Regions from separate parts of the Homo sapiens genome. Here region 1 is linked to region 2. The links are chromatin loops, found by intact Hi-C in ENCODE. Cell type or tissue: dorsolateral prefrontal cortex. All regions are shown on one strand. Each heading gives the region's core, and the rest is flanking DNA. Links, peaks and the distances in the headings are about the cores only. Region 1 overlaps NRXN3 (neurexin 3). Region 2 overlaps NRXN3 (neurexin 3).

Evidence for each region. Hi-C counts contacts between places; a loop is a spot of excess contacts. Peaks named below come from ENCODE experiments on the same cell type or tissue, not always from the same donor. Only the 100,000 strongest peaks of a DNase experiment are listed, where the experiment ranks them.
Region 1: it touches region 2 in a loop (2.4-fold over the local background); 2 of 110 quality-filtered maps call a loop at or near these places.

The regions. Positions count from the first base shown.
Region 1 is chr14:78,606,882-78,623,139 of GRCh38, reverse strand. The region is part of intron 4 of NRXN3 (neurexin 3); the gene reads right to left. Among named protein-coding and RNA genes, the nearest start is that of NRXN3-AS2, 95 kb to the left of the region's middle. In dorsolateral prefrontal cortex, for the core only: no CTCF peak of the experiment used is centred there; no DNase peak of the experiment used is centred there; H3K27ac peaks cover 4,941 bases.
Region 2 is chr14:78,828,835-78,845,092 of GRCh38, reverse strand. All of the region lies in intron 10 of NRXN3 (neurexin 3), which reads right to left. Among named protein-coding and RNA genes, the nearest start is that of NRXN3-AS2, 130 kb to the right of the region's middle. In dorsolateral prefrontal cortex, for the core only: CTCF peaks have their summits at 7,857 and 8,056 (motif pointing right); DNase peaks (open chromatin) are centred at 8,072 and 9,772; H3K4me3 peaks cover 510 bases; H3K27ac peaks cover 5,046 bases.

The DNA of each region.
Region 1 (16,258 bases), core at 3,319-11,318, 220 kb after region 2:
TGGAGTCAGAAAGAATCTCAACCTTCCTTAGAAGTCATGTGATTTTCAGCAAATTACTTAATCTCTTTAAGCTTCAGTTTAGCCATCCGCAAATTAGAGAAAAATAATAATTTATAAGTCCTGGGGTTTTTTGTAGAGACGAAGAGACATAATATACAGAAAGCACTGTGCTGGGATCATTAGTAAGTAATTAATAAATGGTACCAGCTTATTAAAAATTGCACTTTAAGTCTTAAAGCAAAATAAGTCATATCAGTTACTTCAAAAGAGCTTAATACAAAACCACAACAACTTTTAAGATAAAGCTTCTGCTTTGCAAAGTTTACCAAATGAAAGCACGGAAAGGTCAAGAAATACAAAATCCAGAATGTTTCTCCCACAGATCTTGCCAACAAATGGTTTTGTGTCAGGAAAATCACTTGCTAACCCTGAGTGCTTCTCCTACTGCGTGCCCAATCACCCTGCACTCACAGAGGTGCTCTCTTTGTGCCACTTTAAGAAGACACTTTAAGAGGCAGTATTCATTGTAAGCTATAAGAAAGAGCAGATGTCAGTGGAAGACTATTCACTTTTCCTAGGATTCCTTTCTAAAGCTCACGATTGCTTTGTGGGACCAGAAGAAGAGAGAAGAATCCTCTGATGGATCCCCAGACCCCAAACGCATGTCCTTTGGCTATAGTGAAATGGATCTGTAGTATCACAAAACAAAACAAACAAACAAACAAACAAAAAACAGGATGAATTTTACATAATAAAGTACTTCACTTCCATAAACCATCACAGAACAGAAGATCTGTGAAATGTGGCATGAGATATACCAAAGTACCTTTTCACTGTTCTGCCATGGCCATTTTGGAAATATGTTTGCTTTATTGTTCCAAGTCATGGGTGTTTTGTCTTGGGTGAGAATTGAGGACAAGTGAATGCTATTTGAAAGGCTAGTCAAACTGGCAGCTGGGTGGGGAGCAGGGGGACAATATTCTCCAAGTTATCACTCACTCTGTAGTACCATGGGGCATTGATCCAGCTCTATCCCATCCCACCCCTTCACTTTAAATTATGAACATAACTTCCTTAGTTGCCAATCAGAAAATCCTCATCTGACAGAACCAATGTCTTAGCACTAACAGGTAGTAAGCATATACCCTCTATGTAAATCTTTGACACATATTACCTTACTAATAGGTAGTAAGGTACTAATAGGTACTAATACCCTCTATGTAAATCATTTTGGTATATGCTTACTACCTATTAGTAAGGTAATAAGTGTCAAGCTCACTGTCACAAATCCAAATGTCCAGCTTCATTTCAGAGACATTAGTCCATCTTGCTTGAAAGTGTCAGTAGTTTCAAAGCTACAGCAAACCGCAGATGCAAGTGAGCAAATACATCAACCGAAACACATAGGGCATCTAGGTGAAAGTTAATTATTCAAACAAGGACGACAGTACTTATGTACAATTTAATGGGAAAAAATTACACTAATGCCTCCTAATTGGGCAAAAGATTGGTATGATTGAATAAAAAATTAACAAATGCTTTCTGAGGGAAATGTTGATTTATTATCTCCAAGAACATAAGGTAAAGAAAAGAAAACCACTCTGTTAAATGTGTGTGGGACTCTTGCAAGTGATTTAAAAATGGACATTCATTTGTAATTAGTGTATTTGTTATTTGAATAAAATAATTGTCCTGAAGTAGTGAAGATTGGTAGTAATTTACTGATTTGATCCGATAGAATAGGCTGACCACTTTCTCTTTTTGTTTTATAAATCCTCCTCTCAACCTACATGGTATAAAGGTAAATTTTAGCTTAACATGACTAAATTAGGAAAATACAGAATTAGTGCAGTCAAAACTAAAGGGATTTTACTGAAAAAAGAAAAATGCTGTCTTATTTCTTTGTGCCTCTCATCTAGAAAAAAAATGAATGCTTTGCATTCATGTGGACCATGCAAGAGCCAACAGAGCTTCATCAAAATATCCCTCAATGCTCTAGATCTTGGTATTTCTCTGTCTTCCTAGTCCTGTAATGAGACTGAACTTGGCTCATATTCAATCTTCACCCCAGCCCATATTCTTTCTTACCCCAACAGCTCATACCACAAGGATTAAACATTCCTTTAAAATATTGGTTGATCCTTCTGAAGCTGGAGAGAAAGATTGGAACTTCCAGAATCATAATTCCTCCTCTCAAATTCTGGAGACTCTTAACTTGTTTGGTCCTTCCTGGGTAGTTGAGGAAAGCTCTTATCTTGATCCTGGTTCTTAACCTATGTGACACTGGGCAAGTTATTTAAACTCTCTATGTCTCGGTTTCCTCACCTATAAAATAGGTATAATAATATAATAACTGTAGCTCTCACCTGAGGTTGTAGTAAAGTATAAATGAAATTATACATGGAAAGCATGCCAGATCAGAGCCTATAGTAAACACTCAACAAATCATCATCAGCAGCAGCAGCATCATTATTTTACTTGAGTTTCAATATAATTTCCAGCACCGTAAACACGACAGTGCTTTCATCTTCCTCTATATTCTGATTCTCAGATGCCAAGAAACACCATCCACTCTGGGTGAGGGTCTGCCTGTTTTGTCAGTGATTCCCCCTTTGGCCATATCTGCTGTTCTATGTGGTCGTAGCCACCAACTGGGCATGTACCTCTGATAAAAAGGCATTCATTTGCTAGCTACTCTGCAGTGATGTGTTTACTGTGAACAAAGACGTGAGGGAGGAGGGGGAATAAATCAGAAACAGTACAAGCAGGTTATTTTTCTAGCTGCCTAACACATTATCTGCATGCAGCTAAGGATTGCGCTATCCAAATATTACATAAAGGGCCAGGGAGACACCTCAGTAAACATTCTATCTGCATTTGTCTGAAATAATAAAAAGTGTCCCAAAGTTGGAATCGCTTCAAATGCATTTGGTGTTTTTCTTCTTTTTTTAGACCCTACCATTAGTATACCAACCCACTAATTGATTCTCAAGAGTGTAAAAACAGGTAACTTTATGCCTGTAAAATAACTCCTAGCCCTGTTTCACCTACAAGACAGTATCTTAGCCAGTTTGGGCTGCTGTAACAAAATACCATAGACTGGGTGACTTAAGCAGCCAACATTTATTTTGCACAGTTCTGGAGGCTAGGAAGTCCAAGATCAAAGTGCTGGCAGATTCGGTGCCTGGTGAGTGCCCTCTTTCTGATTTGTAGATGGCCATCTTCTTCCTGTGTCCTCACATGGCCGAGAAAAAGGGAAGACTCTTGTCTCTTCCTCTTGTTCTAAGGGCATTATATTAGTCCATTTTTCTACTGCTGTAAAGAACTACCTGAGGCTGGGTAATTTATAAAGGAAAGAGGTTTAATTGACTCACATTTCAGCATGGCTTGGGAAACCTCAGGAAATTTACAATCATGGTGGAAGGCAAAGAGGAAGCAAGGCACCCTCTTTGCAAGGCGCCAGGAAGGAGAAATGCCAAGCAAAGAGGGCAAGAGCCCCTTATAAAACCATCAGATCTCATTAGAACTCACTCACTATCACAAGAGCAGTATGAGGGAGCAACCCCCATGATTCAATTACCTCCACCTGGTCTCTCCCTTGACACATGGGGATTATGGGGATTATGGGAATCTCAATTCAAGATGAGATTCGGGTGGGACACAAAGCTTAACCATATCGAGCACTCTTCTTATAATCATTTTCTTATCCCATAAGGGGGCTCTATCCCCATGTCCTCATCTAAACCTAATTACCTCCCTACCTACCTCAAATACCATCACATTGGGGATTAGGGCTTCAACATATGAACAGTGGGTGTGGGAGGGGGAAAAACATTCAGTCTATAGCAGCAAGAATAAATGGAAAATTCAGAATATAATTTTAGAAGCAAGGCCGTCTAAATGAAAAGGTGACAGGTAACAGGCTCCTCAATCTTTCCCTGATGTCCAGTGGCTTTTGATTTCTCTAACATCCTGTGACCCTCAACTGAGGGAGAGGAGGAGCTCTGTGGAGAATACTAACAGCAGGCAAAGACTTCTGACTTCTAGACGATGCTCCTCCCTCCCTGATGGAACTCCTCAAGGGGATAGTCTCGGATGCAACAGTAATGGGTTTGAAGGTCAACTATGTACATGTCCAAATCAACTGGTAGAACACAGCCATTGCATTAAGGGGTCATACATAAAGTCACAGGAATAATCAGAGGACAAAGAAAGAAGCAAAATTCCTAAAGTTCTAATAATGCCTTATTTTAATTTCTACAGAAGTCCTCTTTTATTTGGAGCACAAAAATTTCTTTTTTTCTTTTTTGGCACCAAAGCACTAAAAAATGTTACCACCAGTGGCTGCAACTAACAGGGTATCCTTGAATAAAATCAGTTAATTTTTCTGATCCTCAGTTTTCCTACCATATAAAGAAGACTGCATTACTTCATGGATTGTTTGAAGATGAAATGAGATGATGCAGATGTACAGAACACATGGAGGAAGCTCGCTAAGGTTTGTTCTCCTGGGAGAACATTCTCTCTCAGCTGTTTTCCAGCCCTGATGCTCAGCGTGTGCACTTCCAGAGTCAGCATTCACAGAATGCACAGTTTTCCAGAGGGACGGTGACTGCGCTGCATGTAATTTCAAAGCTGGTGCGCTGACATTGCCCTTCAGCTAACTTCCAGCACACTTCAGGCCTGTGTTCTGTGCTCACTGCCTTAGCATTGCCAGTGTAGGTTTGCGGGGTAAATATGTGTCAAGTGGCAAAACTCTTCCCACTAAAGATCTAGAGAAGAGAGAGCTTCATCAAATACATACCTTAGCCCACAGCTTGGCTTTTCATCTGTTTAGCTGCTGAGTTGTTTTGTTTTTGCCACATCAAAAAAAAAAAAAAAGGTATAGCACAACTCTGTAAGTGGTGGCCTGGAGAAGCTTATGTGCATTAAGTGTGTTAGGCTTGAAGTTTTTTGTCTTCTGATTTATATGTTGATAAATTCCTGCACCTGAACAAGGGACTAGTTAAGCCAGACACATGTTAACACTAACACAAGTACAAATAACTTTTCGGGTGCTAACTGTAAAACAGTAGACAGAGAAGATGGGGGTATGGAGATACATAAGAATGATTGATTGATAAATAGATAGATAGGTGGATGGATAGATGATGAATAATCGTTGAAAGATAAATAGGTGATAATTGATACAAAGTTGGTGCAAAAGTAATTGCGGTTTTTGCCATTACTTTCAATGGCAAAAACCGCAATTACTTTTGCACCAAGCTAATAGAAACTAGAGAATAGATGATAGATAGACAGATATAGATATAACTTTATATACATTTTAATATGATATGTACACATACTTTGTACGTATGTTTTGTAACACAGATGCTTAAAATTAAGGAAACAGTGATCTTCTAGTCTAACACCTCACATTATAGACTGAAGAGACTGAGGCCCAGGAAAGTGAAGGGTCGAGCTCAGGTCACAAAGCAGACTCCAAGAAGCAACCCAGAGCTTCTTCCTTGTTTGTGCATTCCCCATCCCATTAGAATAGGGCAAATGAACAAGGAAAGGATGAGAGAAGAAATCTGACCAGCCAAGAATCATCTGTCTCCTCCTGAAGGGATTCAACCTGGGTTTTGCAGTAATACCAACTGGGCCACAGGGATTCTAAATGTTCATTCTGCAGGACAGCATGTCCTATAAAACCAGCCCCAGCCATGGAAAGCCTGGCTGTAAACCCCAGCCCTAAAAACTCTTAACACTACCATTTTATGGCAAAGCTCACATGTAAGACAGAGCCCTATGGGTCATCTCTATGGGTCACGTGGGATGGAGATGTGTATTCTCTCCTGCTCCTGTGAGCTCCTCTCTTTTGGTAGCCACCCAATGGGGAGTGGCTGTCAGCAATTTCCTTCCTCCAACAGCTGGGAGGTGGTTTTCTGCAGTTAGCTGCCATTTGTAGCAATTATGTGTATTAATCATAGCCTTCATCCTGATGGTATTCTTCAGGAAAAAAAATATATATACATATCAGGGCTTTTGTTTTTTAACCAAGCTGCTTCCTCACTCAGAACAGAATTTGGTAGTAGCAAGAGAAAAAGAAAATAATCAGAGATTATTTAGGTTAGTGCAGTGGGGGGTGAGCAGGCATGTGGGGACACTGGGCCCACTGAAAGCCAGGAAGTCGATAATGCAACTTGGGGACAGTAATATCCTAATATTACAAACACATGGAGAACTCAGCTAATTTGTAACGATGGCATTCATTCTTTCATTACATATTAATTCATGTATTCAAACATTTATTGAGCCCTTACTATATGCCAGATTGCATATTTCTTCTAAGAACTCCAGTTGTGTTTTAAGAACAAAACCAAAGGTAATTAGGAATTATTTCAGAAGCAGAGTGCATTATCTCACATCACCCTTGCCCATCTGTGCCCTCTTGGGCCTATCATTCCCTCATTTTTTATTTATCACATATTTATAGCAAGAGAACTCTGAAGCAGAGAGCTATGTGTGAATATTCACTGGTGAACAAAGCTGCATAGGGCTTGTCCTCATCAATCTTGCATTGTAGTGAGGGAGACGGCCCTCAAACAAAGAAAAGCCTACAGATGGACGTAACTTTGAATCGTGCTAAAAACTCCGTGGAGACAAGATCAGGGTGGAATAAGAGGAAAGAGAAAGTAGAAGGAGCTAATTTAGATGAAGAATTAAGGAAGCTCTTGAAGAAGCAGGGTTTAAACGGAAACCTGCAAATGAGTACGAGTTAGCCTTTGGGAGGGGAGGGAGAGCAGAAAAGAGCTTGATGAATTTGAAGGCTAATGGGGCAAATGCACCAAGAGTAACAAGAGAGCAGTGTAAGAGGAAGTTGCAGAGGTGGCCAAGTGCTACCTGCTGGGCTTTGCAAACCTTGCCAAGAAGTTTGGACTTTATCCTAAGAAAAATGGAAACCATTAAAGGGTTTTAAGCTTAGAGAGACAGGGTATGATTTATACTTTAAAAAGATCACTCTGGCTGCTATGTAAATAATCCACTGGAGGAGCTGAGTGAGTCAGGGAGACTATTGGTAGGCTTCTGCAGTTATGCAGGTGATGAGTGATGGCGGCACGGACTTGGATAGTGACAGTAGAGATGGAGACATGGGGATGAATCTGAGGGTTTTGTTGATTTGTTTTGTTTTGTTTGGAGATGATCTTGCTTTGTCACCCAGGCTGGAGTATAGTGATTTAATCATAGCTTACTTCAGCCTTAAACTCCTGGTCTCCAGTGATCCTCCTGCCTTAGTCTCCCACCTCAGTCTCCTGAGTAGTTAGGACTACAGGCATATGCCACTATGCCCACATCCAACTAATTGTTTTGTTTTTTTTGGGGGTAGAGACTGTGTCTCACCATGTTGTCCAGGCTGGTCCTAAACTCCTGGCCTCAAGCAATCCTCCCACTTTGGCCTCCCAAAGTGCTGGGATCACAGGCCTGAGCCACTGTACCCATCCTGGATCTTAGTTTTTTTGGTTATTGTTGTTGTTGTTGTTTTTGAGATGGAGTCTCACACTGTCGCCCAGGCTGAAGTGCAGTGGTGCGATCTCAGCTCACTGCAAGCTCCACCTCCCGGGTTCACGCCATTCTCCTGCCTCAGCCTCCCAAGTAGCTGGGACTACAGGCACCCGCCACCACAACAGACTAATTTTTTTTTTTTTTTTTGTATTTTCAGTAGAGATGGGGTTTCACCGTGTTAGCTAGGATGGTTTCGATCTCCTGAACTCGTGATCCACCCACCTCGGCCTCCCAAAGTGCTGGGATTATAGGCGTGAGCCACCGCGCCCGGCCCTGGATCTTAGTTTTAACTGAGGGGTAAAATCAATAAATCTGTTCAATCTTTGAGCCTTTATTTGGCTTACTTATTACAAAGCAGCTAAAAGTAGCTGCTTGGCCTATAGTGAGACTATAGTGAGGACCTAATGAGATAAAAGTTCAATGGTATACATGTAAGATATTGTTATTATCATGGTAATATGACCATTGTGATTCTATCCACTTCCAGTTGTTTCAAAACCTCAACTTGTAAGGGACAATTAGCCTAATCTAACCATGGAAATACGAGGAGCATCCCTACCTTCGTCAAGATCCCGGTGGAAGTGGGTAGAGGGGTGCATTTAGGCTCTGTTCTTCCCGGGCCTAACACCATCCCACGGCAGAAAACTGGGCACTGAAGAAGGCTTAGTCATGCTTTGAGGTCCCTAGAGTTCCACTAGCTGCTGAGCCCCCAGCTAGTCTATTACCACTATAGTGCCCTAAATTGCATCATAAGGGCCCACAAGAGTTGTTTCATTACCTAATTTGCTGTAGGGAGTGCCTTGGGCACAATTGACCCAGAAAATTGCCATCCAGCATAGCCTTATATTCTTTAAGAATTCCCAGAAACAAAATAATGCCCCAAGAGATCAACAAACTTCAAGTGCAAAATATGTTTTCTGTGGGGTGATACAGTTGTATGTGTATATATAGCAAAATCTTATTTGAAATGTGAAGTCCATGGAGGAATGATTCAACCTTTAAGAGCCCACAGGTCTCAAATGTTTGTCTTTTTTTTTTTTTAATTCTACAATGTGTTGCATGCTTTGCCTATTTTAAGAAGCAGAGTATGTTGGGCATAATTTGCTTAATTAATAAAATGTTATTAATCCCATATTCTGGGTTCTGCCATCATCTTTTTATATTTTCTTGGATAAATCATCTATCTTTTCATATGTAAAAGTAGGCTTTTTCACTAGATTGGGGCTTCACAAGATCTTTTTAGTAAACAGCCAATTTTGTTTTATTTTGTTTTTTAGATTTTTCCATCCTTTCAGATCAATACATGCCCTACTGTGAAGAACTACCAGCTCATGCCACATATGACTCACCAAGTAAGTTTTAAAATGCTGAACTGTTTGACACCCTCTTGAATGAGACCAGTCCACTCTCCCTCACCTGTGTGTTCCCACACATGGAATTACTACAAAAGTGCTTAAATGCTTACTCTCAGTTTCCATATTTATATCCTTATGGATTAGTAACAAACAGCTCTTGGACGGCACTGATGTGCAGGAAACACCTTGAGCAGCCCTGAACTAGATAATCTCTAAGCTACAACCAACCCAAAGAGTCTAAAATTGTATGATCTTCATGAATATCAATTATTTCACTGGTGCTATAATAGAGCTTGTAAGAGAGGTTGGTGCCTGAAAGTCCTTTGCTTGAGTTCTCCGTGATTTCTGAGTGTACTTTTCTGGTTTAAGAATGCACTTGGTTTTCTTAAGTTCTCTTGAGGTTGTTGCTTTTGACCTAAAAGATTCTGGTCTCCTGAGCTATGTATGTTCTGTTAGGATTTCCTTCTGTGGTCTTCCTTGGGGTACTTCTGTCCCGGCTTTATTTTTCTCACTCAATGAAGATTTGACAACTTCCAAAGTTCTCCACCAATTTCACTTGCTGTCTCTAACCCTCCCACCTGGTATGGAAACTAGACCCTAAGTCCTCTGGCTAGCTCTATTCCTTTCCAAGGGAAAAAAAAAAAAAAAAAAAAAAAAACTATGGTTGTGAGACAGTTTTCTCCTCTTGCTTAAAGACTCTGTGCCCCCTTTTCTCTGGCTAACTTGAGATTCACAGTTGCCTCGGAAGTTCCAAAATTCCAATAGCTAGATAAAGGGCTTATTATTTTCTTACATTTCTTTGAATAATGAATAAAAATGAGATAATGGGGATAATTTCTGAACAGTCTTCTTAATACAAAATCTAATTTTAAAATTTATCAAAATAATGAAACATGTAAAAATATGTCTCAATCCTGAGAGTACTTATTTCCTGAACCAGTCACTTTTACTTTTTAAGAATAAAATATAACTACTAAAATGGCATAAATACTAAACAAACACTAGTTATCTTTATATCATACAGCCTCAGATCTGGATAAGGAATGGCAGTAAATCCACTTAAGAACTTAGCGCAATTAAACAAGTTAAAGGAGTCAGAGGGACAATATATTAATAGCAAGGAGGCTGATTGGCAAGGCAGGCCTTTGGTCAAGGACTTGCTTTCTACACAGCAAGGATTTGAACTGGCAGACCACAGAAATGGAATCATCTCTGGTTCCTGCCAGTTCTAACATTCCATGATTATGTGATATGACACTAAGGTTCATTTCACTTTGAGGAACCATGCACGGGAAATAACTATACAGGGAAAGAAACCAAGCAACAGCAACCAGAGACTTGCTGTAATTTTAGCAGCTGGTTTTCCTTAGCTTTCTCACCACCACAGAACATTTTGTTAGAGGCCTACTTGAGTTTCCACAGCTAAAACTGGGGATGGCTGCCAGAGAGAAAAACCTGCAGGAAGAGTTTCAGTATGCAGGAATGAGAACAAAGCATTACAGACAGAAAAGAAACAATACAGAATAGCAAATCTCAACTGAGTACCAGACTAGTTCAAAAATCTAAGCCCTGAAGAGTGTAAGTAATTTTTCTAAAGCTACAAATCTGGCAAGTGGCAGAGCCAAAATCCTGGTCAGTATGTTCAACATCAGTGGGTTGAAACACTGCACTGCATTGCCTTATCCATACAAAATTTTGCACATGTTTTCAAGGGGCTCAGAGATCCCAGGTTAAAAAATATTTGCTGGGAAGTACAAACATTGATCTCTTTATCAATATAAATCATTCTTTCATATGATTGAAAACCACTATATTCATTACTCATACTGTACCTTCTACAGATGTACACATATATTTTTTGACATTTAGTTCTTCCCTCACCAGCCATAACTAGAAATGAAAACATGTTTGCAATAGCCATTCTCACTCCATTTGTAATCCTTTCAAGACCCAAAGAACTAAGAAACTTGATCTCAGATCTTTCCAGAATTTAGAGTCTACTAAATGATATTTCAACAGAAGATGAGGGTGCTATGACAATCCAACCAACAGGATGTAAGAAAGCAAGTTTAAACTACAGCAACAACTTAGAGAAGGGTTTTCCTCATGCCAAGTCCATCAGTGATGTCCTCTGGACCTCAATGTACCACGGTCTTTTGCAAAACAGAAAGCTGTTGGCCACCAAAATGCCCCCACTTTCAAGTCAAAGAGCACACCACGCCCTTCTGCATACCAAGATTTCATGATTATATAATGATGCAATAGGAGGTAATGAGCAGATAGACGTCTTGGGTTTAAAGAGTAAAAATGAAAACAAAAATAAACCAATCTTATCAACAATTCAAAGGCACTTGTCTGGAAGAATCTGTAAGTGACTGGCAATATAAGTAAAGATCTAAAGACCTTCTGAAGTCTCAAAGCCTAGAAGACTTTCTCTGCACCTGCAGATTATTCAGTAAGAAGATAGGGTGCTAGTAAAGTGGGTAGAAATTGGTGACTCTGAAGTTTTTCATGTCGTAGAAAGGAAAGAGTCCTGTCTAGGGGCTAGAAAATCTGACTTGCAATGCAGCTGCTGACACTTACTTGCCTGATCTTGGGTTCAACTTCTCTGAGCCCCTTTAAAAATCTGCAAAATAAACATCAGTGTCTAGGCCCTACCTGTCTTCATAGGGTTGCCTCACCCTCCAAATGAAAAAGCAATGTATTTGAATGTGCTTTGGAACTTGTAAGTCATCATGCAAATAATTGCATTATATATGTATGCTTTCTGGTATATCCATAAGTGATTCAGAGAGAAGGAAAAAAAAAAAAGAGGAGGGAAAGGAAGTACAAAAAAGAGAAGCTATAGAAGGGAGGAATGGGAGAGAAACCAGGAGGAGGGAGAAACTGGCATGGAAATGAGGGAACAAAAAGAACGGAAGGGAAGTAAATAGAAACTGGTGCTGGTACAGTAACAAATAAATCCCCCCAGCATGACAGCCTTCTGCTGAAGCATTTCATTTTCCCACAACATAATGGTGTGTTATTGCCCATTATCTGTTCTGTCAGTGCCAGAGTCGATATTAAATGAGGGGCAGCTGCATTTAGCTGCCATTTTTCAGCTGTCTTCACGTTGCCATGGAGGCCCGGTTGTTTCTTGGTGAACCTGCCAGGAAAGCAAGGAGGAGTTGGGTGGAGGGGGAGCAAATGCTGCATGGAGTTGGGGTGTCAGGGAGGGAAGTGAGAGGAAGGCCAAGGGCCAGGGGCAGGGGAACATGACAAAGGAGAGAACAGCATGGAGCTGGCTTATCATTCTCTGCTTCCACCTGATAAATCAGTCATTTCCAAAACACAATCTATATTCCAGTGGTCCTATGCAGCAGATTCTCCTCTGCATTTCCTCTCAACTCATATTCTACAGCAGCTGAGTGGATGTGGAGTTCCGAGTAATTGTAGATTTCTTCCTTCAACTCCTTCCCTTTCTCCCCACACCTGCCCCCCATGGTTTCACCTGCACCTTGGTGTCAACCTTAGAGAATGGCTTTGGATCTCTCAATCTCCAACATTCAGAATACAAAAACCAGTTTCATCAAGGACATCAATACCTGGGCTCTGCCCAACCTGTATGTTTTCTCTAGAAGGTATTTGGTTTTTTCACAGAATCATCAACTACTTAAATCTACATAGGGTTTTAGAAACCAGTGAGTGTTTCCCCATTACAAATTTTAATATCAAACAGAGACAGTTTGCAAATAAGAGAAGGGGACCTGGCATGAGAGACCAGCACACACCCCAAGTGATGAGCCTTGAGGACCTAGAAACCTGATTCTTTGCCCAAAAGGGGCAGCAATGCTTACGCCCTTGGAAGAGCAGGAGCCTGGTTGGCCAGATCTTAGGATTTTTCAACAGAATCCAGAAATCTATTTTTGAATAAAATTATTTAGCTTTGAATAAATAATAAAAATGAACTTATTATGGAAGAAGCTACCTCAATTGACAAATTTCCAATTTTTAAACGTTGGCTCAGCTTTTTAAAATATTTCCACGTGCTAGTTGCATGGGCTGTCAGTTTGCAGCTGGACTTAGTCCAACATCATTTTAAAATGAGGCTAAGAAAGGCTAAGATACTTGACAAAACTCTTCACCTTCCCAAATGTAACTTTCCATTCCATAATCTAATTTGTCACTTTCTTTCTCTCTCTCCTCTCTCTCTCTCTCTCTCCCTCCCTCTCTCCTCCCTCTCCTTCTCTCTATCTCACATTCTGTTACATAGTAGAAGGTAAAGACAGCTGTGAATTCACTTCTTCAAGGATCCCTGTTTGCTGGTACCATGCATGGACTTGCATATGAGGTAAACGTTTTCCAAGATCCCTGAAAATTGTGTGCCAGGTATCAGAAGGAGATCACAGGGTATTTTCCTGGCAGCCCAAGCCCCATTAGTACTTGTGCCTGTAGTGCCTTTTCCACTACAAGCATACTTTTGCTGGCTTTTAATTACCAATTATAAAAATAAGCAAAGTGGTAATTTATTGAACACTTACTAGGTGCCAAAAAGTATTTAACATGTACTTTCTGATTAAATTCTCACAAGAACTCCTGGAGTCATATATTATTATTACCCCATTCAACAGATGAGAATGCTGAAGGTCAACCAAGGTCATGCAGCTAGTATGAGATCAGGCCAGGAATCCACTCACATCTTTCAGAGCTCAAAGCTCAAGTGCTTAACCACTAAGTTCTACCATCTCCCTACAAACTAAGAAAATCACAGAGCCTACTTTCATGATATCCTATTCATTTCCTTCTTAGTCCCAAACTTTAAAGTAGTGTGACCGTTTTTGCCAGGACCTGGGTTTCTCCATCATCCTCCTAAACAGTAAGTTTAATTAATAACATCTTTCATTAGAATCCTGGCTTTACTTTCCTAAGTTTACTTTCACCTGTGCCACCTCACCCTTTTTTTTTTCATGGAGGTTATCTCATGATATCTGCCTATCTCTACCCTGCCCTTAACTACTTCCTCCTCCAAATGACAGCTAGCATGATCTTTCCACGTGTAAATAGGATCACATGATTCTCTTCCTTCTCAAGTCAATCAAGGTCTCCAGCTATTAGTTTCAAGATGAATCTCCATCCTGACTGAGCTATTCAAAGTCTTTCTGATCTTATTTACTTCGTGACCTGGCCCAGCTGTGCCCTGAATCCTATCCCCATTCACTCCCTCCCAAAGCATACTTAATGCCCGTAGTATTAACCCACCCATAGCTTCCCAAATATTGTAGATTGCTACAAGCCTCCCTATGCCCAGCCCTTTTTCTGGAATACCTCTCCACCCCCACCTTACCAATCTGTGTCCTACTCACACTTCCCAACACAGTTTAAGCTTCCTCTCCTCCAGGCAGCTGTAGTGATCCCCATGTCTAAATCAGATACCCCTTCTCTGAGTGTCCTCTGCCCCAGGGGTAGCACTATGGTAATAATTATCATATTACACTGTAATCTTCTCAGAGGGGAGCGACCCAGGCTAGGCTATTCAATTCTGCATCCTGGAACATTGTGCATTGTCATTAAATGGTTATTGAGTAGATTACCCATCTCAGTCGACAAAGAAATAAGGTAATTTCTAAATCTGTATATATACCCTTCCTGGCATTAAATATAATGGATCAAGTGACACTGAGCTTAATAAGAAGGTTTTCCTTGTTGGTACTACACCCTGTACCAGGATTCCTAAACAATGTCCCACTAGTGAGGATTTAGTGCAGCATATACACAAATATGTAAATAAATACAAATCTGTATAAATTAATCTATTTATGTGAAAACAGTAAAGAGAAATGTTTTAATACACAGTGATGTTTGGGCTATATTCTACAGAGTGGCTTTGGATGATAACCATGGTAGCATGTCTCTCTTTTGGCTGAAGGTATATCTAGGTTAGGGTTTTCAGAACACAACTGACATCTCTTATTCTCCATCCAAGCATCCTTAAGTGGGGGTGGGAAGTTGTAACATTTCAGACCCACATCAAAGACTCCGTTGTGTCCTCTGATGCCAGTGGACAGCAAGTGACTCCTATCCCAGACCTATGCAGGCTAAAACTACCACCATCTCCGCCAAGACTCTCAGAGTCCAACTTCTGTTTCATGTCTCTGGTTTTCTTTATACCTTAATATTGTTTTCTTAATACCTTAACATTATTTTCTTAACAAAGGGCCATTTCCCTCCTGTCTCCATTTTTAAACTGGAAAACTTAGAATTTTCTCACATCACTTACACACTAACCAACTTCTCAAGTTCCCCTAACAGCTACACTCCTCTTGCTTTATGGTGCAAAAGAGCACTTAGAAATGTTCCTACCAGTCAACTCTTCTACTCTAGAATGTTAAAAAGCCTAGGCCAAAAAATGTCACTGAGGGGCTCTGTGAATATCTGAGGATGTAAGAGGGATAGACTGCCATTTCTTTAAGTAGACACACACACACATCCACAGAAACCTTAACACAGATCGTGGAGAATAGCAACATAGTATGCCTGGTTCTTCCCTTACTTATCAGAATGGAACTGTTCAGTTTCACTCAAATAATAAATTTGGTAGGAATAAATCTCATCTGAAAGCTCTCCATGATAAGGTCACAAGAATAAACACTCTTCCCTCTACACATCTGTATCCTGAGTCTCTAGCACAGCACCAGGCAAATAGCAGGTGCACGATAATAGTATTGACCCAAAGAAGGCACTGTGGGGACTTCCAGACTCATAGCTGGGCCAATGACGAAGGAGAGGACTGAGCCAAAGGAGGTGAGATCACTGTGTCAGGGAAGCGGATCAAAGCCTGGGTTTGCCTAAAGAGACAGTTGTCCTGCCTGAGTTCTTACACCTTGGTCCTTTAGGATTAATAAAGGAGCCAGCTCAAAGGGGGCAGGCCAAAAAGGATCAAATGCTTTCATGGAAGCTCAGCGGGAAAGGATTCCATATATTAGAATTCATCTCTGATTGCTCAAACTACTGATCCTCTTGTAATGAATAAAATATGCCACTGGAATGAATGCTTCATATTAATAAAGACATGATTTGGTCCTCTGAGGTGTAGGGAAAGGAGTATTCTCCCAGGGAGGAGACAGAGCTCTTTCTCTACACCTCTAAAACTTATCAAAGGCTGCTTACAAAAACTTACAATGCCCTCAGCTCCAACAGACAATGGGGCTGTGATCATAGAAATTATGAGCATGCCAGCCAGAATCAGGGAATTCAACCTAGGAGGATGGGGAACAGGAAAACGAAGACTACCTAAAACAATGAAAGCTTAAGGAAAATGTTTCTCTCGCAGTAAATAAATATTTCTCACAATTTCTATTGAGACACTTAGGTTTATA
Region 2 (16,258 bases), core at 4,789-12,788:
CAATGAAGATCATTGCAACAGTTTTTTTTTCAGGCCTGTGACATCACAGACATCACTGGTTTGTTACTCAAACTAAAACTCATTATTATTTAAAGAATTTGACATCACATAGTAATATGTTTCAAAATGTGCTAGTGGTTATGAAGCAGTGGAAAGCAGACAGAGGAAATATTATTAAATGAGGCATGGCCAACAAATAATGGTTATCTGAATATAAAACCATTTTGTGGCTATTCTATGTATAATGGTGAACTAAATATAAAATCATTTTGTAGTTACTCAGTATATTAGTCAGGGTTCTCCAGAGGGATTAACCATCACACTCCAGAATATTTTTTCAACCAAATCATCAAACTTTAACAAATTCTTAACTAAGTATAGGCCAGCCTCACACTAGTCTTTAAAGTAGTTTAAAATCTGTTCTATCTATTGAATGCCTGGAACTACAGCAACTAATTATGCTAAGAACTGGGTTAGGTAACTTTACATATATATAAATACATATATTTACCACTTTTATTTCTTATTATAACCCTGTAAATTAGGCGTTATTATTCTCATTTTACAGAGCAGAAACCCTAGTTTTGGAGAGATGCAGTAACTTGCCCAATCATGGAAAGGCAGTCAAAGAACAAGAACTTAAATTCAGGTCTAGTGAGTTGAATGGCAGCCCCTGGAAAAGATGAGTCCCTGTCTTAATCCCCAGAACCTGTGAATCTCCAGAATGGATAAATGTTATCTCATATGGCAAAAGAGTGACTATTACCTTATATGACAAAAGGCATGATTAAATTAAGCATCTGGAGAGAAGGTGCTTATCCTGGGTTAGCCACGCATGTTCTAAATGCAATCACATGTATCCTTATAAGTTAGACGGAGAGAGAAGCAGAGACCCACAGCAAACACCATGTGAGGATGGAAGCAGAGTTTGGAGTGAAGCAGCAACAAGCCAAAGAGTGCTGAGCACCACCTGAAACTGGAAGAGACAAGGAATGGAGTCACCGTGAGAGCCTCTGGAGGGACTAAAACTTTGCCAGTGCCTTGATTTTAGACCTCCAGGCTCCAGAACTGCAAGAGAGTTTGTATTTTTGTAAGCCACCAGGTTGGTGGTAATTTGCTTGGAAGCCACAGGAAACAGATGCACCATGTCTTCAGACACCCTTTCTGTGACACCATTCAAGCTTCTTGACATCAGAATGCAAGGCTGCAGACCTGAGAATGTACTCTAGACATTCCTTATGTCAATGCAGACTTGGGGCCAGCCATAACAACTTAAAATCTAGGTCCTTCAGCCTATATATGAATTACTGTTCTTCATATTTGATTCAAAATGTTTCAACTAATACTAAAGCAAACCTACAGGAGCAGAAACTCCTAATTTCATGGAAGAACCTCCCTTCTTTATTGAGGGAAATGGAATTACCCAAGGAAAAGATGAAAAGAAGTGAAATGTTCCTTCCTTTGCTGCTCTCATTGAATCTACTTTGACACTGAAGAAGCAAATTCTGCCACTGATCTTTTTGCATGCTTAGTATTACGTCTGTACAAGTGAGGGTGAATTTCGCCTAAAAGATTTTAAGATTCTTTCTAGCTCTAAGAGTCTCTGTAATTATTTTTCTTTTTCTCAATAAATATGTGTTGAATAAAAGAACAAATCAACAAATGAAAACATTGCTATACATGGAGCCAAAGTCATTAAGCCTATTGTATTATAATAACAAGTATTTAAGCTAAAAAGAATACGTGTCTTACCAAAATATGATTCCCTGGGACAATAACCCAAACAGATGATAAATTGTTGCAGGAAGGCAGGGACCCCGAATGGAGGGACCAGCTGAAGCCATGGCAGAAGAATGTGGATTGTGAAGATTTCATGGACATTTATTAGTTCCCCAAATTAATACTTTTATAATTTCTTACACTTGTCTTTACTGCAATCTCTGAACATAAATTGTGAAGATTTCATGGACGCTTATCACTTCCCCAATCAATACCCTTGTGATTTCCTATGCTTGTCTTTACTTTAATCTCTTATTCCCATCATCTTCATAAGCTGAGGAGGATGTATGTCGCCTCAGGACCCTGTGATGATTGCACTAACTGCACAAATTGTTTGTAGAGCATGTGTGTTTGAACAATATGAAATCTGGGCACCTTGAAAAAAGAACAGGATAACAGCAATGTTCAGGGAACAAGAGAGATAACCTTAAACTCTGACTGCCAGTGAGCCAGGCAAAACAGAGCCACATTTCTCTTCTTTCAAAAGCAAGTGGGAGAAGTATCTCTGAATTGTTTTTCTCAGCAAGCAACATCCCTGAGAAAGAGAATGCATCCCTGAGGGTAGGCCTCTGAAATGGTCACTTTGGGGGCGGCTGTCTTTTATGGTCACAGCTGTGGGATGAAATAAGCCCCAATCTCCTGTGGTGCTCCCAGGCTTATTAGGATGAGGAAATTCCCACCTAATAAATTTTAGTCAGACTGGTTGTCTGCTCTCAAACCCTGTCTCCTGATAAGATGTTATCAATGACAATGCGTGCCTGAAACTTCATTAGCAATTTTAATTTTGCCCCAGTCCTGTGGTCCTGTGATCTCGCCCTGCCTCCATTTACCTTGTGATATCTTATTACCTTGTGAAGCATGTGATCTCTGTGACCCACACCCTATTCGTACACTCCCTCCCCTTTTGGAAATCACTAATAAAAACTTGCTGGTTTTGTGGCTTGGGGGCATCACGGAACCTGCCGATATGTGATGTCTCCCCCGGACACCCAGCTTTAAAATTTCTCTCTTTTGTACTCTTTCCCTTTATTTCTCAGACCTGCCAACACTTCGGGAAAATAGAAAAGAACCTATGTGAAATATTGGGGGTGAATTTTGCCTGATAATAAATGACCAGATTAAAGGAAATAAATATCTAAATATATGGTAATAATGCAACCAATCTCCTCGGGATGAACTCTTATAGGAGGCACAAGAAATTTTAGGTACAATTCAGTGTACAAAGAAAACCTGAAAAGTGAAATCTGTAGAAAATATTTGATTCCCAAGGCAAAGGATAAAGAGGTTGTTGCTGTTATGGTAGTACTTTCTGTGTGTCAGGCAGTATCGTAAGTACTTTGCAGCATGAAATTATCAAATCCTCATTCTAACCCTGAAAGATGGGTGCTATCATTATTCTCATTTTACAGGTGAGAAAACATGCTACCAAACTTATTAAAATTATATAATAATGGAGAAAGTAAGTGGCTCAGTTGTTAACATAGCACTCTTCGTTAAAATCTTGGTGAGAGGTAATCAAGGCAGAGGAGCTGAAAAACAACTAGAATTCTGAATCCACCACTTTACTAATTTATTCTTTCATTTTTAAGATATGAATATCCAAGTAATGTGTGTTAGGCTTTTGCTAGACACTGGAGGGAGAGTGAAAAAACAAAAAAACAATGAACTAGAAAAATGTTCCAAAATGAAGGAGACAGAAACAATTCATAAGTGAGAGAAACCAAAAATAGAATTGATAAAAAATGATTTGGGAAAACATCATCATAAGTGAATTTGAGAAAAGTATCTGAGTTTTCTTAAAGAATCCTTCACCTACAAGCCTTTCCAGACAGTGGGCATAGTCACAAAATGTTCTAAGCCCTCATCATCCAAGATGGTGCCAGAAAAACATGAAAGAGCCTGGGAAGTTAATTCTTAAGGAGCTCCAGGAACCCGGGTGAAAGAAAGAATTATTCACTAACACCCTTAAAGAAAGGAAATAGAAAACAAGTGGAAGACGGTTTACAATAATAATAATAATCATCATCATCATCCATCTGGTTCTAAATACCAACAAAGCCAAAGACAGATTTCTAGCAAAGCAGAGACACTTCTTAATAATTCTAAGTGGCCAGGTCAGAAGTGACTCTAGTCTGTTCTTCTCAGCTCGATCAAAACAAGTCAGTGGACTTCTGTGACATGATAGGAATCTTGAAAAAACACTCAGACTCTTAAATTAGGAGTAAGTGGGTTTTAATTGTAGCTCTACAAAATACCAGCTGTGTGGCCTGAGGCATGTTGCTTAAAGACTCCCAGTTTTAATTTCATCATGTGGAAAATAGAGATAATGATAGAACCCACCTCATAAGTCAGTAAAGATTAAATGTAGTAATGTGTGTGAATTGCTTAACAAAGCATTTGATACCTAGCACATGTTTTGTTGCTGATAAGTACTAATAGTATTATCATCTAATTAGATTGACTGATTACTGTGGCTAGAATAATTACTAAATTTGATCAGAAGTGTTTCTTTACTGTTTTACTAATTCTCTTCGAGTGATGCATTACCGTGTGGCTTGCCTGGGCTAATGGAGCGAATGTGAAAGTAAAGTGTCACTTCTGGATAGAAACCTTTCAAAGCCAGTCAGAATTCACCTGATTTCCTTCCTGCTTCCAGGGTGACGAGCAACATTCTGGATAGTAAAGGCTCCCTCAGTCTAGGTCCCTTAACAATGATGACACAAAGCATACTCTTGCCAACCTGTGATGAGCATGAAGTATGAAGTGAGAAATAAACTCCATTCTGCTAGCTCCTGAGGTATGGGGTTGGCTTGTTACCACAACACAGCCTAACCTATTCTGACTATCCCAACAGTATTCTAGATTTGTTTTGACTTTTAACTTCTAAGTAATATAAATGCTTTCAGTTTTTATATATTGATCCAATCTCTTTTCATTCTTGTTACCTTTATGTCCTCTTCAAATGTTTCTAAATCAAGGCTGCCTGATAGATTGAAATTCCCATAGGACAAAGACTGTGATTTTGAATTCTCTTCAGGTAACAGAACTTAAAACAATGCTAAAATCAAATCTGGCATTTAATAAATGCCTCTTTGACAATGGCAATGACAGTGATGATCATAAAACCATCTTCATGATAATCTCTTTATGTCCATTCCTACTTAATTCTCACTACTCAAATAGTTCTCTCAGAAGAAAGACAGATATTTTAGAAACAACTGTCACTAAAGAAGGCATACAGGTAGGTATTTTGCTCTCTGTTTCAAACCTATTCTGAGAATAGAAAAACAAATCTTAAAGCTGATATTCTTGGATCTTGCATTAATGCTCCAGAATAAGTAACAAAACCTCAAATGTGTTCATGTTCTATAAAGGAAGCATAAAAACATTAGTCTTTATACAAGTTTTCCTTATTGGATCAGTGATGTGTAAAAACACTCAAATAATATTTGCTGGACTCAGAAATAAGCAAGAGCTAGCTGTGTAGTGTTTATGCATGCAGATGTGGTGGGCTCTTTTTATTCTTGTGGAACCCTCCAGCATTCTAAGACTTTCTTGCTCCAGTGAGGCCAGAGTGACAAGGTTGGTCAGCATGGCTTAGGCAGGGTGTAGCAGGAGGCAGAAAGGTTGGCAGAGAGGGTGGTGAACATGTGATTGAGTGAGGCAACATACTCGCCCTTTACACTTGCATCCCTTATCTCACTCGAAGAGTAGTCTGTCCATCCAGCCCCAAGGGGTGTGCAGTCCATCTCAGGATCTGCACCTCCTTCACTCCAGATAGTGCTGTCATCAGTGAGGAAAGCTCAGCTGAAGAGCTTGGACAGATGAAAAGCATAAAAGGGGAAAAGAAGACTGAAGTACTTGGGCAGATCAAGAGGAAAGTACATGAGCTCCATTGCTTTTAAGATAAAAAAGCAAAATCCTTATCACGACTGACTGTGTCCTCCATTATCTGACCCTTTCCACACTCTCTAAGCTCATCCCTCACTTTTCCTCAGCCACATTCATGTTAAGTTCCTTAAAGATCTTTGGCACATCCCTCTTTCTTAGCCTAGTAACTCCTAGCCATCATTCTAAGTCCAGCACAAATGTGCTCAGCAAAGCCTTTCGTGATGCTCCATGGCCATCCCAGAATAGAGCAGCTCTTCTAGTCATATATTTTCACACAATTTAAAATTTCCCCTTATGGCTCTTATGAAGTCAAGTTGTTAACTTTGCACCAGTACATTTATTTTAGTATCTGTCTCTAGCACTAACAATTAAGCTATATGAGGGAAGAGAAAGCATCCACTCACCAACGGATCTCCAGCACCCACTATTCTCCCTGAGACAGGCATAGTTTTCAGCAAATAACCTAAATGAGCAAGGCTAGTAGAGGGTATGAAGCACAGCATGCCTATGAGCTTCATCTCTTTTGGACAAAGCCACCTTTTTCTCCCTTCCAGCAGCTCCTTCTCTGAGGCCACCTACCCCTGCACAGCTCTTGGCCAGAAAGAATCTCAGTTGAACAGCATATTAGATGGAAGTGCCCAATCAATAGGAACTGTCCCCAGAATTGCAATATGGCTAGAGAGAGGATTTGACCTTTAAACTTCTAGGCAAGAAAGACAAGCTTTTCCTTTACTCTCCTTGGCCAAAACTACTAGAATGTGATCCTAATGGAGATTGATTGTCAAATTCCCCTGAAGGCATTTATGAAAATTTAGGATCCTAAGAATTCTCTTCATGTGCCTCAACTTCTGCATCTGTAAGATGGAAAGAATAGTACAAACCTCTCAAGATTATTTTGAGAACTAAGACAAATAATGTATGCAACAGTGTTTACCAGAGGCCTGGAAGACACAGTGCTCCAGAAATGGCAGCTATTATTAACATAATGATTCAACACATAGGATTTTAATTTTATATTATACTATAGTTACTAGGAATATCTATGTATCTACTTCTACACAATAAAAAAATCTGTAGAAATTAATGTTACAAGAACGAGGTAATATTTTTAAGTGAGGTTGTTAGCCTACTTAATTAATCTTATCATAGATTTAAAAGCATAGAATGGTCTAAGATAGATTTTCTGAAGCACTGCTAAAATAAAGAAGTATTTTAAAGACTTTTTAAATGGAAGAACATTTGCTAGGGAAAGTAAAGAGCATTAAAGACTTGGTTGTAAAAAGTTCAGTATATTCCACAGATAGTAGAGTTAAAGGGGGGCAAAGAAGATTATACTATTTCTATTTTATCCTCCTTGGTGATCACTCCATAGCTGATAATCTAATAACAAAAATCTAATCTATATAATTAATATCTCATTTATAGGTAAAATAATTTGTTATCTAATATGGCTCAGTGAAAACTCTGTTTAGCATTCTCTGGGCTTCTAATATAGATTCATGCTGAGGTTCCAAGAGATCAACTTGAAAATATGCTCTCTAATCCAACATAAGGCTAAAAATTATGAAGGCAAGATTTTGCATCTACACCAATATGTTTTCTGGAACACTGTAATGTGGCATAACAACACGCAAAGGTGGCTTTTCACTAAAGATGGAAGCCCAAATAACTGATGTGCTTCAATACAAAATCGAATTAAGAACAAATTTGTGGAGGGGAACAGTCAAAGCCTGAGACCAGAAGAACCCACAGGCGACTTCCACCTGCTCTAGAAGTGGCAGGGACAGGCATGGGGGTGGGGAGCAGGGAACAACCAAGAACAAGTATTTCTCAAAGGACACTTGCTCTTTCCAAAAGGATCAGAGAAAAGTACCATATGAGAGCATTCTCCACTCAAATAGAAAACATTCTCAAAGAGAAAAAAAAAAAACCCACAAAAATAAAGAGGCAAAGGACTAGGGTGAAGCATTTTCAGGTTTCCTTCCATAAACTTGTTTGACAAATTCCAGGATCACTCACCAGGCCCAAAGTGGCCACTATTCACAGTTGGATCCAACATTAAATCCCCAAATCAATAAACATTTTAAAGCCAACAAAGAGGGCCTTAGACACAAGGTGGAGAGAGGTTTGTTTTCATTTTAACAGGAACTTGGCTGCTATTTCTAACCCAAAAGTAATTTGCTTCTGGACTGAAAGAGAGAGAGACTTTAGATTTAAGGATAGTAATGCTGTAATTCTTAATAAACTATTGCAAATCAAGCATTCTGAATAGGGCTCGATAGAGGTGCATTCACAATCTCACTTTTCATTCATACTGTAGCCTCTCACACTAATCTCCGCCCAACTCCCAGGCAAAAGTTTCTTAATTAAGGATGGGGGGTGGACAGTAGGTGGCGATGTGGGTTAACAAGTGAACTTGAACACTGCCTTCACAGACTCCAGCCTTCAAAGGAGGGAGCAACTGATACTCCTTGTGGCCACTCTAAGGCTCAATAGAATAGAAGGAAGTGTGGATCTTCTCCGGCTTGCAGCAAGAAAATGGCTGACCCTGGAACACTGTAGAACATCAGCCCATGTCTTCCCTACTCATAGTCTATTATCTCCTCAGGTATGCCAATGCTGAAAGTATTTAAATAAAGTAAATTGTCCTATTCACATCTCAACATGGATTATACATAAAAGTAATTGTGCAGCAAATTAAATGAAAATAACAATTACATGTCATGAAATAAACTAATACTAGAGCCCACTAAACTATCATGGAGGACACAGGTTATGCTGTTTTATTTTCCTTTCTTTCTGAGGGCTCCAAATTAGAGCACCATGTTATTAAAAAAATATACATTTAAAAGACTAGGGTTCCTGAGTTGTGGTCCACAGACGAGCTACATCAGAATTACTGCACATGCTTATGAAAATGTATATCAGTCCCAACTCAACCTACTGAATCAGATGTTCTGAGCATGGAGCTGAGGAAACTACACTTTGGCCAGCTTCTCATTTAGGCAATAAAATTGCTCTTTATATCTTATACTTCACTGAATAGCCTCCCAAGAAGGAGGTGAAAACCTTTTGAATAACAATATTTATAGTAAAGGCAGCAGCAAAAGCTGGGATTTATAAGGAGAAAGTTGTTTTTCTGTCTCCCCTTTCCCCATCATGGCAGATAATAGAATAAGTAACATTCTCTTTCCTTTTTTGCTTTCATGTTGTGTCTTGCCTGTTTCCTAAGTCTCTGTGTTCTGGAAAATTTAAACATCTTAACTGTTTCTAGTGCATATGATTTTAATATTTATGGGTTTTAGATGACGTAGACACATTTTGAAAGAGACCTTAAAAATTGATTCAGTGTATTCTGTGTGCCAGAGCAAGATAATAAGCTTGACAAATTATAGGGCACCCCCACAGTGCCCCTACACATAGTACATTGGGGGACAATCAGGATGCCAAAAACCCTGTAATTAGAGGTGTTGTGGCTGGAAGGAGTCTTGATTACAAAAGCCTGAGAGCCTGTGCAAGATCATTTCTTTTTCTAAGAGAGGATCACCTTACTAGATAAGAAACACTGCATTTTCTACATAGCATAGACTTAGAGTCTTTGAGGGACAGGGGCCCTCTATCAATGTTGTACTTACTTATATTACATTTTTAGACCCAGCCACTTTGCAGAGTTTCTTTGACAAATGAAAGTCTTGGATAAGACCAAAGAATTATAAAGTTGGGACCTGTACATAGCTGAGTCTCCCAACAGAAAGTGCAGTAGGGAAAAAAAGCCTATGTATATAATAAACTAGAGCAATAGCAACAAAATAGACACAGTGGGTGAGAAATATAACAATTTCTCATCACTTACTCCCTCATCTCATTCAAAAGAGATAGGGACAAAAAGAAACTGGATGCCAAGTGCCCAGAGCATAGTGTACAAAGAACACAGATGCCCCACAACCTGAGTCCTAATAGCCTCTGATAATAAATCTCATGTCCCTGTGTGGGAGCCTGCCTTGCCCCAAACCTATCGCTTCCAATTCCTTCTCTGAAGATGTAACCAGCCCACTGCTGCCACCGCCGCCACCAGCCACCACCAACTGCAGGAGCAGCTGGTCGAATCCGTTTCAGCAGAGAATCTTAGTGAAGTGCGTAAATCCCATACGGGGTGGCTGCAAGCAGAGCTGTCATCAGCAGAGCTGAGCTATTTTTGGAACCATCTTAACTGATTGTCCGCCACCGCTATTCTCTACTCCTGCTTCCCTTTGCCGGTTCTCTCTCTCTCCCCTCCAACCTAAGACGCCCAAGACTGACTGATCAATAATATGATAAAAAGCAGACAGCTGAAGGGAACTGGTAAACAACTGACATAAGTAGATAGATACAGGAGTGATACACAATACAGAGAAGGTGATTAAGGCTAGGATGTCTTTAGCAAGACAGCCTGTAAAGAATTCAGGCATCACAGATGGACTGGGGGTGGGTTGGGAGGAGGAAGGGGAGGGGAAGAGTCTGCAACACAAAAAAAAATTCTCAAGGAGCATCCTCTCTCTCTTTTCTTCCCACTGTAGGCTGTATGTCGGTTCTTTATTTAGCAGGGCAGGGTCAAGTGTTTCATGCACAACTTGCTCCTTAACCTTCCAAAGCTTGCTGCTTTCAACACTGGTGTGTGCTGGTAGCCGCAGCAGTATCTGCACAATTCAGGTTATTAGCAAGAAGGCAGAGGAAATTCAGGAACACAGTTCAGGAGACCCAAACATATCAGTCCTCCTTGTACCTGAGTATCCAAAAACGAAGCTTTGTTCTCAGTGGTATGTTTAAAAAGGAGCCTCCTCACCTGGTTACCTTAGTTGCCAGGTAACACTGCAAGGGCCACGCAAGCCAGCCACTCAAAGGCCAGCTTCCCAGGAGTTAGCACGAATGAACCTGCTTCATTTTCCTAAAATAATGCAACTTTTTGCTTCAGCTTTTTAAGTCGGTTTGCCTCTCTGACCATTACTTGCATTCTTTCTTTCCAATCTCTTAATACTAGTAGTCAAGTAAAATAGACCAGTATTCAGGAAAGGGATTTCAAGGCAGAGGGACCCAGGTGCCAAGTGAGTCATTTATCCCCCTCCATCTTTCTTCTTTGTGCCCACCTCACCTTGAACAAATTATTCAACCTCTCAGCTGCCGGAGGAAACTTTGCAATACATAACGGAATCACATCACTCATTTATTTATAAATGTTTCCTCAAGCTTCCTGTCGCTCCTAGAATAAGATGCAAACTCCTTACCTTGGCCAGCAAGACCCTGCCTGATCCTTGCATCTTTTCCCACCACCACCCCTCCCTTGTTCACTCACCAGCCATACATACATTCTTTCTGTCCTGCAAACCCACCTACTGTGTTCCCACCTTCAATTGGCATGACCTGTAACCTAGCCTTACCTTCTGCACAACATATTTTCCTAGGAAAATTATGCTACTTATTTGTTGAGTTGCTAATGACCTGTCTCCTCTAAAATATAAGCTGTCTTGTTCACAACTACATTATCAGCACTTAGAAATATGGGTGCTCAATAAATAGTAGATGAATGTTTTTGAATGCACTAAGATTCCTCACTTCAAAGGGGAATAATAATACCTCTTTGGCAGGGTTGTTGGGAGGACTAAATAAGAAAAGGAATATAAATTGTTAACCACAGTGCCTGGAACACCTTAAAAACATTTAGATTTTTTCAGATTTGAAAGCCACTTCCTACCATTTTAACCACCAGAAACAATTTCCCTCTACCCTGATAGTTCAAAATCTTTGAATCTTTTTCAAATATTCTCTTCAAGTAAGTCTCCAAATTTTCCTGACCCAAGATTCCCCATCTTGACCAAGTTCTTTTGATGCTTTTCTTATTAAAATAGTCTTAGGAAAGCAGCAAAGTAAAGAATTATTTGAATCTCTCAGATTAAGTATGGGAACAAAACCAAGCATTCAGTCTTCAGTCCAAGGGATGTTCACCTTGCCATGCCTCAAGGGTGGATGGACACACTGCAATTCCCCTAGAGATGACAACAGGAGACTGCGGAAATGAATGGTCTGTAAACTTCACAAAGCTAGAAATCTTGGAGGCTTCCTGGCATTTATGGGCTCACAAAACCAAGGCTCTAAGGGTTCCTGAAGGAAGAGGTCACTCAAAAGACATGAGATCTTAAGCAATAGTGAAAAGTAACACAGTCAGGATCACTGAACACTTTAGAGTACTAATTACAGAATTTGTTAAAGAACCCTGAAAATAAGCTGTTTTACTTACCAAGCAATAGAAATAGAACTTGGGAGAGACAAGCAAAGGCACAGCCATGACTAACTTGAGCAACTCTCCTGAAGCATGGGGAATAGAGGAGCCTCAGCCTCATGGAGTCTATCTCCAACCCCTAGGTTACAAATCTTCAAGGGCAATAGCTTATGTCTTCCCCGGAAAGATGTTTTATGCGTGAAACTTAGATTGTAAATTCCATGTATACCAGACCTGCAGATGACTCTACAACTTTTGTATTTTACACAGTGCCTGGTACAGCTTCAACAGGATCAATGTTATCCAACTGACATCCAAGCTCCTCTTCAGTCCTACATAACAAGATGAGTTCTCTAAGGAACCAAAATCACTGAGTCACAGGGATACCGATAAGAATACTCAGTTTTCTATGATTCCAGTATTTGGCATTATTATTATTTAAACCACAGCTGAGTTCCATTTGTTTTTGACAGTTAGCAGGAAATATTCAAGGAGATGTCTTTTGCTTACAATGGTGCCTGCCTTTGATCTAGGCACTTTTATGCATTAATTAACCCTCTTGTCCTCCTCCTTTACCCCACTCCCCACTGAGAAACATGCTGGTATTGGCCTACTCTTGTACACCAAGGCACAGAGAGGATTTGTCCAAAGCCGACAGCAAGAGAACTAAGCTACACTTTCATGCTTACTTAGCCTAGTTGCAAAATCTCATGCCATGTGCCACCTTAAAATCAGCTGTTAGTTTAATTATGAAATACCTGAATGCTGTGTAATTACAGCTGTTTCTCATGAATTGCTGCCTCCTTATAAAGTAAAACATCCAGCTAAGTAGTAACACCTGGAATCTGGAATTATTTCTTTCTTTCTTGGCAAGAACAACTAAACAGAGTCGTTGATTGTATCAACATCTTAGGCAGACTTCTTGAAGTAGCCATCATTACCTTTGGCAGGTTTAAGTATATGCAACCAGAAAACTTGACAACCATTTTTGATTCAAGAGACAAAGCTCTTGAATTTGTCTCTTGCATTATTATTATTTAAACCACAGCTGAGTTCCATTCGTTTTTGAAAGTTAGTAGGAAATATTCAAGGAGATGTCTTTTGCTTACAGTGGTGCCTGCCTTTGATCTAGGCACTTTTATGCATTAATTAACCTTTTTGTCCTCCTCTTTTACCCCACTCCCCACTGAGAAACATGCTGGTATTACCCCACTCTTGTACACCAAGACACTAAGTCTTTTTCGACTTAGAAATAATTTTGTAAAATATTTATTTTGAAAGAATTTTTCATTTCAAGGTCAATGGAGGTAGAAAACCATCTTGCAGAAAAGAATTTCATATGTGATCCTGAACAAAGGCAAAGAATGAGACAGAACAATTTTATCGACTTAAATGAGGGTCCCACTATTTATTAAAAAAAACTGTGAATAGTGATGGTAATTACATTGATTTTTGCTATTACTAAAGCAAAAGACAAAGTGAATTGGGACAGCACTGGCATTCCAACCCACAGGACTTTTCAGGAAATGGAGCAACAGATGTTGATATTCACCCATGAAAACTCTGCTAAAATTGCAAATGAGTGAAAGTGCTATTGTTCTGTTGTTGTTTTTTTTTTTTTTTTTTTTTTTTTTTGACATGGAGTCTCCCTCTGTCACCCAGGCTGGAGTGTAGTGGCACAATCTTGGCTCACTGCAACGTCCGCCTCCTGGGTTCAAGCAATTCTCTGCCTCAGTATCCCAAGTAGCTGGGATTACAGGCGCCTACAACCACGCCCGGCTAATTTTTGTATTTTTAGTAGAGACGGGGTTTCACCATCTTGGCCAGGCTGGTCTTGAACTCCTGACCTCGTGATCCACCTCCCAAAGTGCTGGGGTTACAGGTGTGATATTGTTCTATTCTTTTTCAGTGAGAATCGTGGCTTGCGTCATCAGTTTTCTAATACCTGCATGCTATAATTTGGAAATTAAAAGTCCAAGCCTTATCACCAGCTTAGGCTACAAGAGTAAGTTACGTGACCTTGGTCCCATAAATAGTTTAGTGAAAAATACTCCCACTACCTTGTTCTATAAGAATGTAGCAAGTCACTTAGTAAAGTCATCAGCTTGCTCCACCTTCCATGTCAGACCAAGATCTATTTCTCACTTCTTTTTATTAAAGTTCCCAAATCAAGAAGTATTCTTCAATGTGTAATTTCTGATCGTAAGAATATGTGAAATATTTTAAATATTTGCTAAGCATTTGATGATACTCAGTAAAACTTCCATTGATGTCTAAAGTAACATTTTTCCATTGTTGTCAGATGAATGAAGTTGAATGTGGCATATAAAATGGAAACTCTTGTGGATATGGCAGAAGATGTGATTAAGATTCATATTTCAAAAATATTCCCTTACAATATTTGCTGCTGCCAACTAGAGAAGAGATTCAAAATGCTTAAAGGAATGCATTATATCTTCTCAGAAAATGAAAAAAAAAAGAGCTCCTAAATACTATTTTATTATTAAATAATTTTCTTTAAAGCTCCCAGGCCTGTGGCATTATATCAGTTACAAATAGGAAACACCAAGAAAAAAATGAGTATACTAATCCTGATTTAAAATTTAAAAAAAGAGTAAAAACCCCTGTAATATCTTGTGCTAAGACGAGGCAGGAAAAAAATGCCCTATGTTACACAATGTAATCTCTTACTCTTCATTTTCCTGACAAATTAAAATTTTGGAAATCCTATGTTAGCAGAGATGCTGCATTTAGACATCTTTAATAAAATTTTATTCAGAATCAAACATAAATTGAGAATTTGTAACAAAATCTAGGCTGACAAGTACCTTTATCATATCCATAAAAATGGATATGAGAAGCAAATTAAGATATCACCAGTTTGTCAAGCCTATTTACCTTACTTATAAAAATATTTTAAGCATGCTACGAGTAACTTAGATATTTTATTTTAATCAACTAAAATGATAATGTCAGCCTTATATATTCCCAATAGCATTTATTGGGATGGAGATAACACACACACGCACCCATACACATCTTGGGCGAGTTATTGTATGTATTTCGAAGCAATTTTATTTTTTAAAAAATCCATGATATACTATTTTATGAATTCAGACTGATTTCCCCCTCTGGCTATCTGAAACTGTAACAGGTTACTCTCTCACAGAGTTTTCCTCTCTTTCGGCAATTCTTAACAGAGCACAGAATTTTGTTGCATTCATGTGAAACATTGTTATCAAATACCATTGCCTAGAAAACTACCTTGTCTTTTAAGGCAAGACACTCTAATTAACTTCCCTGAGCTGAACTTGATTCTGTTAGAACCATTTTCTCACATTCTACTTAACTGAGGCAAAGGACTTGATTTTTTGAGTCAAATTAACTCAGGGTGTTTTATTTAGATACTGGCAATTCTCTTTGGATTAGTGTTTTTACAACCATTAGCAACAAAGGATTTAAAATAATTTTATTTTAAAAACCTTCAGAAAATTACAATATAGGACTAGATGCAATATTTTTCTGTAAAATAAACTTGAGTTGATTCTTTTGGGATTGGATAAAATAATTTTTTCCCCCAGTCTACAGTATTCAATTAACTGATGAGTTTTGGGCTTCTAGACATCCATAGTGAAACTAATAGTTGAGCTATTTTACCCGATTTAGCAATTGAAGACCATTGACTATGGTGAAATCCTCTCTATAGCTCAAATGACTAGACCTATGGATCCTTAACCCCACAAGTCTTACCACTAATACACTGGTGTCATCATTTCTTCAAATATGGTTCAAACAGTGTGATTTAACTGTCCCTCAACTGAAACACTGGCTTGCTTCCAGTTTAATAATGGTGAGTTGGAATTTATAAACATTTACATTTTGACATGAAAGGCTGCAGATAACCTGCGAATTTGCCTCCACAAGTGACTAAGAACAAAAGAAAGGATGATTGTAAATCAGAAAGAGAATTTAACTCACTTAAAATTCTGATTATAGATCAGTTTAATGGGGACAGTTCAAGATAGAGATAACAGTCCCTTTCCCTTCTCAACCGTACTGGTGTCTTCCTATTCCTCAAACACACCAAGTATGTATCTTCCATAAGCCCTTCACCTTTGTCAATGTCTCTGCACAGAATGCTCTTTCCCAAACCCTTCCAAGACTAGATCCTTCTCATCATTCAAGTATCAAATGTCCAAAATTCAAATATCATTTTCTCAGAAAAGCTTCCAGGGCAGTTTTATCTAAAGTTATACTTCCTCCCACATCCAGGCATTTACTTTACTCTGTTTAATTTTATTTATTGCATTTGGCATTACTTGAACTCACTTAAGT